2 separate regions of the Homo sapiens genome follow, and region 2 is linked to region 1. Evidence: read pairs that join two places in POLR2A ChIA-PET (ENCODE). Cell type or tissue: MCF 10A. All regions are shown on one strand.

Region 1 (5,000 bases):
GATTTTGGCTCACTGCAACCTCTGCCTCCCAAGTTCAAGCGATTCTCCTGCCTCAGCCTCCCGCGTAGCTGGGGTTACAGGCACACGCCGCCACACCTGGCTAAGTTTTATTTTATTTTAAAAATTTTTTTAGCAGAGATGGGTTTTCACCATGTTGGCTAGCCTGGTCGTGAACTCCTGACCTCAAGTGGTCTGCCCACCTCAGCCTCCCGAAGTGCTGGGATTACTGGCGTGAGCCACTGCACCCGGCCTCAAATATGTTTTTCTGAGAGGACACTTCAGGTTCTCTTAAGCTATGAGAAGGATTTTTTTCTCCTTTCAGTTGAGCATTATGCTTTCTACACATCATTGATCTAGGGACTGTATTAGTGAGTGCATACAGTATTTTTGTATTTCTTTGTGTCTCCGGACCCCTCCAACACCTTCTTCAAAGTTCTTTTGCCTCCATCTCTCAAAATCCTGTACTCAAGCATGGTCAACTGCAATAAGCACATGCCTCTTCCAAGGTGCTCCCCTGCTACACTGCAGCCAGGCCAAGAGAAAAAGCACAGCCTTTGGAGTCTGACACTTTAAAATCAAATTTTATGTATCTTGGACACTACAATGGTAGGAGCTTGGGCAAATTATCTGGCATCTAAGTTTGTCATCTGTAAAATGGGAGCTATATACTACTTATCTTGAAGAGAGGCTGTGTTGATTAGAAATAATGGATGGAAAGCACCTAACAATACAAAGCACATGAGCTGCTACTGCTTCTGGCAGCAGGGTCCACCTCCTCCTCCACATCAAGCACCTACTCTGCATCAGCAAAGAAGGTGATGAGTAACAGAGGGATGAGGCACACGGCGCCCGGAGAAGGCACTCAAGAACCACACACGACTTCATAAGATCAGACCCATACCTCATACCTTGCGTGAAAATAAACTCCAGATGGATAAAGTATTTAAACGGGAGGAAGAGAGGAAGGAAGGGAAAGGAGAGAAAGAAGAAAGCTGGGAAGGCAACCATTAAAGCATTTGAAAAACCTGTGGCTGATTTTTCTTTTCATAATGCAGAACGAACAAAGACTTTCTAACTATGATACAAACTCAGAAGCCATAAACAAATGACAGCTACATCTGACTACAGAAATGCTTCAAAACAAGTATTATGATAGAATCCACCAAGGTCATTGTTGCTGGGGGAAAAAAATCAGCATTTATATCTCAAAGAGCTAGGTTTCATAATACATAAAGAACTCCTACAAATCAACAAGGAAAAGACCAACAATACAAAAGAAAAATGGGTGAAGGAAATGAACAGACAGTTCACAGAAAAGGAAAGATAGCCTCCTAAGATATAGATCAACTGCATTCTCTATAAGGGAATAGAGTATTCAAAGTATACGAAGACAGGCTAGGCATGGTGGTTCACGCCTATAATCCCAACACTTTGGGAGGCTGAGACAGGCACATTACCTGAGGTCAGGAGTTCGAGACCAGCCTGGCCAACATGTTGAAACCCCGTCTCTATTAAAAATACAAAAATTAGCCGGGCATGGTGGCTCATGCCTGTAGTCCCAGCTACGAGAGGCTGAGGCACGAGAATCACTTGAACCTGGGAGGTGGAGGCTGCAGTAAGCTGAGTTCACACCACTGCACTCCAGCCTGGGCAACAGAGTAAGACTCGGTCTCAAAAAAAACAAAACAAAACAACACCAAAGTACACCAAGATACCGCTTTTCACTGACCAAACTGGCAAAGACAAAATTTGGTGGTAACACACAGTTACCTTGTGTCCAAGGTAACACAGAAAAAGGCATTCACATATACCATTGCTGATGAGAATATAAACGGGTGCAATCTCTGTACGGGACAATTTGGCAGCTACCTATCAAAATGAAAGTGTACAGTCTTTGACCCAGCTATCCTATTTTTAAGTATGTATCACAGGAAAAGAATTACACATGTGGCAAATTATATATGCAAAGGATATTCACTGCAAAATATGTTTGTAACGGCAAAAGATCAGAAACAGTCCATCAATTAGGGGACTGGTTAAATACGTTATTATACCTTATCCACACAAGAGAATACTATGCAATTATAACAAGCAGTTCTTTTTGTACTAAGGAAGATAAGTCTTCAAGATAAGGTGTTAAGTTTTAAAAGCAAGATGCAAAAAATGTGTACTTGATGATATCATGTACGTAAGAAAAGGGGGGCTTTTACGCAATTTTTTATATGTGAACAGAGATTCCTTGAAACAAAACAAAAAACTGGCCGGGCACAGTGGCTCACGCCTGTAATCCCAGCACTTTGGGAGGTCAAGGCAGGCGGATCACGAGGTCAAGAGTTCAAGTCCAGCCTGACCAATAAGGTGAAACCCCGTCTCCACTAAAAATACAAAAATTAGCCAGGTGTGGTGGCACACGCCTATAATCCCAGCTACTCAGCAGGCTGAGGCAGGAGAATTGCTTGAACACAGGAGGCAGAGTTTGCGGTGAGTCGAGATTGCGCCATTGCACTCCAGCCTGGGCAACAGAGCAAAACTCCGTTTCAAAAAAAAAAACCTAGTATTACTACTGAGTCAGAGAAGGAAATGCTATTGGCTGTAACACAACTATATACCTTTTTAAACTAGAGGCATTCAATTTTTAAAAATATAATACAGGTTGGGTGTGGTGGCTCATGCCTATAATCCCAGCACTTTGGGAGGACAAGGCGGGTGGCCTGCTCAAGTCCCAAAGTTTGAGACCAGCCTGGGTGACGTGGTGAAACCCCAACTCTACAATAAAATATAAATATTAGCTGGAAGTGGTGGTGCACGCCTGTAGTCCCAGCTACTCACAAGGCTGAGGCAGGCGGATTGCCTGAGCCTGGGAGGCAAAGGTAAGGGTGCAGTGAGCTGATATGCCACCGCACTCCAGCCTGGGCAAAAGAGCAAAACTCCGTCTCAAAAAAAAAAAAAAAAAAAAAAAAAAAAAAAAAGAGAGAGAGAGAGAATACAGCAAGATGTTACCAATGGGGGAAACTGCATAAAAGGATAAAAGAGATTATTTCTTACAACTGCATTTGAATATATAATTATCTCGAATTTAAATAAAAACTTTAAGTAAAAAGAAGATAATCCACTGTATTTGAACAAGATACGGATCTGGAAGTCAAACGAGTGGTCAAGACTGGAATGCTGTCCTGAGTTCAGAAGAAAGGCCACCTTAGGCTTTGCCACAGGGACCCTAGGATTCCTCCTTGAGAACTCCCCATTTCCTCACACAAGCCCCATTCCTCCTTGGCCCTCTGGCTCACGCACTTCCCTGCCTGGACTGCATTCCTCCTTTCTTCTGGTCCTAGTAAGGCCTTCAAATAGCCACAAAACTTCCCTTTCATCTATGCATCCCCTTTAAGCCCCTTTTATTCCTGACACCTCAGCATTCTGTAGAGCGGTACGCAGAGGCGACTTAAGATTCCCCAAACATGTAGATGTGGGTTGCCTAGAGTGGCCATCAATTAAACCCTCCTCAGCAATAGACCGCAAATGGGTAAGTAAGAGGTTCCAGGGACTCCCTATTTTTACTTTTAGGAAGGGACTACGAGACGGCGTGAAGACAAAATACTGCCCAACAGAGATGGGTCAGAGAGGTCTCCAGACAGCAAGACTTAGTTGGTCTCCACTTTTCCCGGGGCTTAAAGTGAGTTAGATGTAAGTCATCCTACCTTCTGGTACATTTTAAAGTAAAAAATGAGATGGGTGGGCCAGGACAACATCACTTCAGGACAGGAAGCATTAAGATCCTTCCATTCAAGCCCCCCACATATGGACTCCTTGCTCACCAAGTGACCATCTCATTCTCCTACACAGAACACCTGGGTAAGGACAGGTATTTGGGCAGAATGTCCAGTGGGAGCCTTGGAGCAAGCGGCAGCAGGAAAGTAGACAGGAGTCAAAAAAAAAAAAGGGGGGGGGGCAATAAGAAGGTGGGCCAGGTGTGGTGGCTCACACCTGTAATCCCCGCACTTTGAGAGGCCAAGGCAGGAGGATCACTTTGAGCCCAGGAGTTCAAGACCAGCTTGGCCAACATACCGGAACCCCCATCTCTACAAAAAATTAAATTAGCTGGGCATGGTGGCACACACCTGTGGTCCCAGCTACTCAGGAAGCTGAGGTGGGAGGACCACTTGAGCCAGGGAGGTTGAGGCTGCAGTGAGCAGTGATTGTGCCACCACACTCCAGCCGGGAGAACCAAGCAAGATCTTGTCTCAAAAAGATAAAAAATAAACAGAAAACAGAGGTAGCCAAAAATCTTCAGCTAGATGAATTATCTGAGAGAGAAAATTAACAACTAAACGTATCTGCATTTATCTAGTTCCTGAGCACTCAACTGGTGTAGCAACATTGTTCCTGAAATAGCTAGACACTCAGGCTAGACAGTCGAGATCTATCTTAGGAACCCAGGTACGTACTACAAACCATTCATACACCTCAAAGAAGGAAACAGTTGTCCTGACAAAAAAGAAACTACCCGCCATGCTGTGTCACATGGAATGGTGAAAGAACTGGAATCTTCCACACATGGCCTGGACTCAGTGCCCAGACCCAAGAAGGAATGCTACAGGTATCGACAGAGTTGGGAGGGAGGGGCAGGGAACATCCCAGACACCAGGGGGGATGCCATCATCAGTAGGAAACCTAAAGCTTCCCAGAAATAAATAGCCAAGCCTTCTGGCTAAAGGCATGTGAGGCGGGGCTTTGGGTGAAAATGTCCAGTTGTTAGCTCTCCCCCACATGCCGGCTTCAGCTTCACATTTTTCCCTTACTTCATGGGACGTGTTCTGGGCCCTTACCAAATTAGACCAACGAGTCCAGTCTTGAAAAGCTAACAACTGCTCTCCAAACACACCAATTTCCTTTTTCCTAAAACAAAGGCTTTAAAAGGGAAGGGAAAGTGAAGAAAGCAAGCGCCTGCCAATTCTCCTGGCCAACTCGGGGTTTCTATAGTTAAGCTTTCCACTGTTTTACGT
Region 2 (5,000 bases), 57 kb after region 1:
CTGCTGGGAGAATAAGAAAAGATTTCACAGGGGAGGAGGTGAGAGTTTGAACTGAGTCTCAAAGAATGAGTAGGAGTTTGCCACGGAGAGAACCTGGGAAAGGCAAAGGCTTTTCCAAGTTTTACCAACTTCGGTACTACCAAATCATGGCAAGGAGGTAGGCTGACAAGAAAAAATGTCAATGGGAGAGCTAAGCATTTCTGCTATTCTTACTCCCAACAAAGTCAGAAGATAGAAATAATAGCCAAAACTATGTTAGATCTCCAATGCAACCTAAATCCAACAATCTCTGGATTCAGTTACAAATTAGAATGTTAACATTTATACTATTTAAGTTAGAATGCTAGCAGGCCTTTTAGGGAACAGTTTTTCTCAAATTCCTTAGAATTGAACCTCAAAAGTTAAATCTGCGTTTGGAGGAAGCCTTTCTTGACACTCCAGGCTGAGTCCAGTACCCCCATCTGTGTTCCAAGGCACCTCGTACATACCTCTAAAGCAGCGCCTTCATAGCCTGTTATGATTAACCACTTAATTGGCGTTTCCCCCTCTAAACAATGGACCCTTAAGAGGGCAGAGTATGTAGCTTTTATTTCTGGGTCTAGCACAGAAGAGAAATTCAATTAATATTGTGGAATGAATGAACAAATAAGCAAAGGAATGAATGGATGAATACTATGAACCTAGGTACTTTTAGGCTGTAAAAGAAGACAACACTTATCCTACAGTTCAGAGATAAGACATATGCATGAGGCAATCAACAAAAAAGTGTAAGATAAATTATTAACTGTATGGTTATGCTCTAAGAGAGACCAGTTTGAAAATGGAGGCACTACGGCTTAGATCAGTTGGGTTTCAACAGATAGATAGGACCAGAATGGTTGAAACAGATTTGCTTTGCTCTGAAGCTAATTTAAACCTGCAGGCCCCCTCACTTTCATGGGCCCCTCCTAAAGCTCTAGGAGGGATCCTAACAAAGTGCCCAATTATCCCGTATTTTTTGGTTACTGTTTTTTGTTTTTGGAGACAAGGTCTCGCTCTGTTGCCCCGGCTACAATCATGGCTCACTGCAGCCTCAAACTGCCAGATTCAAGCAATCCTCCTGTCTCAAACTCAGCCTCCCAAGTAGCTAGGACTACAGGCATGTGCCACCATGGCCAGCTTTTTTTTTTTTTTTTTTTTTTTTTTGGTAGCGATGGGAATCTATGCTGGTCTCAATTTTTGGGTTCAAACAACCCTCCCACTTTGGTCTCCCAAAGTGCTAGGATTGAGCCACGGCACCTGGTCTGAAAATTTTTATTGTGGTTAAAAAAACACAAAAAACTGATCATCTTAACCATTTTTAAGTGTATAGTTCAGTAGCATTATGTATATTCACTCTGCTGTGCAACAGATCTCCAGAACTTTTTCATCTTGCACATCTGAAATTCTGCACACATTAAACAACAACTTCATTCTTTTCCCCTTTCCTCAGCCCCTGGCAACCACCATTCTACTTTCTGTCTCTAAACTGACTGCTCTAAGTACCTTGGATAAATGGAATTATATATTAATAGTATCTGTCCTTCCATACCAACTTTCTTGCCATTATGGTTCCCCTTGTGTCAATGGACTTATGAGTGACTTCGGCCATTCTGGAGATCCCCCTAAGGAAACCTTAAGTTGAGGATACTTTTGTTTCGGGTTCAATGGAATAAACTAAATTTATGTGGTTTTCATAAAACTGTGTATGGTTGAGATAATGTTAACCATCAATGTACAAAGAGCTGTTACTAGGTCAACTCACTCTATCATGACTGAAATATGCGGCACTCTATCATGACTGAAATATGCGGGGCCAAATTATGTTATGATATACATATGTCAATTCAAAGGCCATTTCAGATTAGCCAATGTACAAGAAACAGTGAAGCCTGGCAATTTCATAGTGCATATATAAAAGATATTCAATAGAGGTTTTCCCAAAATTGCTAACAATTTTTTCTTTTTTTTTTTTTTGAGACAAAGTCTCACTCCGTCACCCAGGCTGGAGTGTGGTGACACGACCTCGGCTCACTACAACCTCCACCTCCCTGGTTCAAGCGAATCTCCTGCCTTAGCCTCCTGAGTAGCTGGGATTACAGATGTGTGCCACCACGCTTAGCTAATTTTTGGACTTTCAGTAGAGACGGGGTTTCACCATGTTGGCCAGGCTGGTCTCAAACTCCTGACCTCGTGATCTGCCCACTTTGGTCTCCCAGAGTGCTAGGATTACAGGCATGAGCCACCATGCCCTGCCAACACTTTTACAAATTTATATGATGTTACCAATAACAAGTTGTGAGGCAGAAAGGAACTTAATAACAAAAAACATATTTTGGTCTACCATGCTATAGGAAGCACTGAATTATTTACCTATTTTAGAAAATATCACAGAATAGGGAGGGATGATCAAAGAGTATAGCACGAAAAAAAAAAAAAAGAGTATAGCATGGCCAAAAAATGTAGGGGAAAACATTTCACAGCCATGTGTTAGGCAACCAATTAATACAAATATTACATTGTTTTTCTGAATTTTGTGGTATTTGTTAATTTTTTTAAGTTGCCATTTTTGTGATTTATCTCCTCTTTGTAAATAAATATTCACTTTTGAACCTAGTTTTGTCTTTGAAATTAGTTTGCTTTTTCTTGAAGAGTATTCCCACAAAAGCCGGATTTGCAGCTAGTCAGAAAGAAAGATTTCTTTGCCTGCCCAGAGATGTAAGGGAGAAGGAAACCAGACTTGCATGGAAGACCTTCAGGAGAGCCCCTGGCAGGAGCAGAAGTTCTTTTGAAAATATGCATAGACAGGCTAATAGCATCTTAGGGAGGTCCTTAGAAGAAAAGGTTCAGACTTGGCTAGAAAGGCATTTTCTGCCCAAAAACAAAACAAAACAAAACAACAACAAAAAAAACCACCCAATAACTGATAACTGGCTGATACAGTTTGGCTGTGTCCCCACACAAATCTCATCTTGAACTGTAGTTCCCATAATCTCCATGTGTTGTGGGAGGGACCCAGTGGGAGGTAACTGAATCATGGGGGTGGTTACTCTCATGCTGTTCTTGTGATAGTGAGTTCTCATGAGATGTGATGGTTATATAAGGAGCTTTCCCCCCCATTGCTCAGCACTTCTCCTTTCTGCCGCCAAGTGAAGAAGGACATGTTTGCTTTCCCTTACGCCATGGTTGTAAGTTCCCTGAGGCCTCCTCAGCCATGTGGATGTGTGAGTCAATTAAACTTCTTTCCTTTATAAATTACCCAGTCTCAGGAAGTTCTTTATTAGCAGCATGAGAATGGACTAATACACTGGCCTATAGGTAGGATGCTTAAGGAGAACGAAGATAAAATCAGGTCTGTTGGAACATATTCAAGAAAGGACTGAATCTAAAGTTGATGACTGGGCATGGTGGCTCATGCCTGTAATCCAAGTACTTTGGGCGGTTGAGGTGGGAGGACTGCTTGAGTCCAGGAGTTCAAAACCAGCCTGGCAACATAGTCAGGCTTTGTCGCTACTAAAAACAAAAAAATTAGCCAGGCATGGTAGTGCGTGCCTGTAGTACTAGCTACTCCAGAGGCTAAAGTGGGAGGATTGCTTGAGTCCAGGAGGTGGAGGCTGCAATAAGCCATGACCATGCCACTGCACTCCAACCTGGGTGACAGCGAGAGACCCTGTCTCAAAAAGAATTTTTTTGGTTGAGGCTTGAGTGAGCCCAAATTGCACCATTGCACTGCTTGGGTGACAAAGTAAGACCCTGTCTCAAAAAAAAAAAAAAAAAGAGCCGGGGGGAGGGGTGGGTGCGGTGGCTCACACCTGTAATCCCAGCACTTTGGGAGGCTGAGGCAGGCGGATCATCTGAGGTCAGGAGTTTGAGACCAGCCTGGCCAACATGCTGAAACCGTGTCTCTACTAAAAATACAAAAATTAGCCAGGCGTGGTGGTGGGTATGTGTAATCCCAGCTACTTGGGAAGCTGAGGCAGGAGAACAGCTTGAACCCTGGAGGCGGAGGTTGCAGTGAGTGAGCCAAGATCGTGTCACTGCACTCCAGCCTGGGCAGAGTGAGACGCTATTTCAGGGAAAAAAAAAAAAAAACTTTTTTTTTTTTTTTTTTGAGACAGAATTTTACTCGTTGCTCAGGCTGGAGTGTAATGGCGCGATCTCGGCTCACCACAACCTCTGCCTCCCAGGTTCAAGCGATTCTCCTGCCTCAGCCTCCTAGTAGCTTGGATTACAGGCATGCACCACCATGCCTGGGCTAATTTTGTATTTGTAGTACAGACCAGGTTTCTCCATGTTGGTCAGGCTGGTCTTGGACTCCTGACCTCAGGTGATCCACCCGCCTTGGCCTCCCAATATGCTGGATTATAGGCATTGAGCCACTGTGCCTGGTCAAAATAAAATTAAAAAAAATTAATTAAAAAAAAATAAAGTGGAACATGACATGTTAACATGTTAACAATGCCCTTTTTTTTTTTTTTTTTTTAAAGGCAGAGTCTCACTCTGTCGCCCAGGCTGGACTGCAGTGGTGTGATGTTTGCTCACTGCAACCTCCGCCTCCCAGGTTCAAGTGATTCTCCTGCCTCAGCCTCCCGAGTAGCTGGGATTACAGGAGCCCACCACCACACCTGGCTAATTTTTTTTTTTTTCTTTTTAGTAGAGATGGGTTTTCACCATGCTGGTCAGGCTGGTCTTGAACTCCTAACCTCAAGTGATCCACCTGCCTCGGCCTCCCAAAGTGCTTCAATGTACCTTTCTTCTGCTGATAACAGATAAAATATTCTGGAATTAGGCTTTATAATAACACCACCTCAGATTTCAAAGTGAGTGTGTAGAAGAGGGATTCTTAACAGTCGATGGGAACTTATTCATTCAACATATATTTATAGATGCTTTTTGTGCCAGGCACCTCTCTAGGCAGTGACCAAGACAACAGAAATCCATCCTCATAGAGCCGAAGATCTAGCATAAAGCTTTAACCTGAT

The links. Peaks named below come from ENCODE experiments on the same cell type or tissue, not always from the same donor. Only the 100,000 strongest peaks of a DNase experiment are listed, where the experiment ranks them.
Region 2: POLR2A ChIA-PET joins it to region 1 with 5 read pairs; 15 of 35 experiments call an interaction of 5 or more read pairs at or near these places.

Annotation. Positions count from the first base shown.
Region 1 is chr22:40,220,698-40,225,697 of GRCh38, reverse strand. All of the region lies in intron 1 of TNRC6B (trinucleotide repeat containing adaptor 6B), which reads right to left. Among named protein-coding and RNA genes, the nearest start is that of TNRC6B, 45 kb to the right of the region's middle. In MCF 10A, no CTCF peak of the experiment used is centred here; DNase peaks (open chromatin) are centred at 2,497 and 4,787.
Region 2 is chr22:40,163,890-40,168,889 of GRCh38, reverse strand. It overlaps a transcript of TNRC6B not described here. Among named protein-coding and RNA genes, the nearest start is that of TNRC6B, 12 kb to the left of the region's middle. In MCF 10A, no CTCF peak of the experiment used is centred here; no DNase peak of the experiment used is centred here.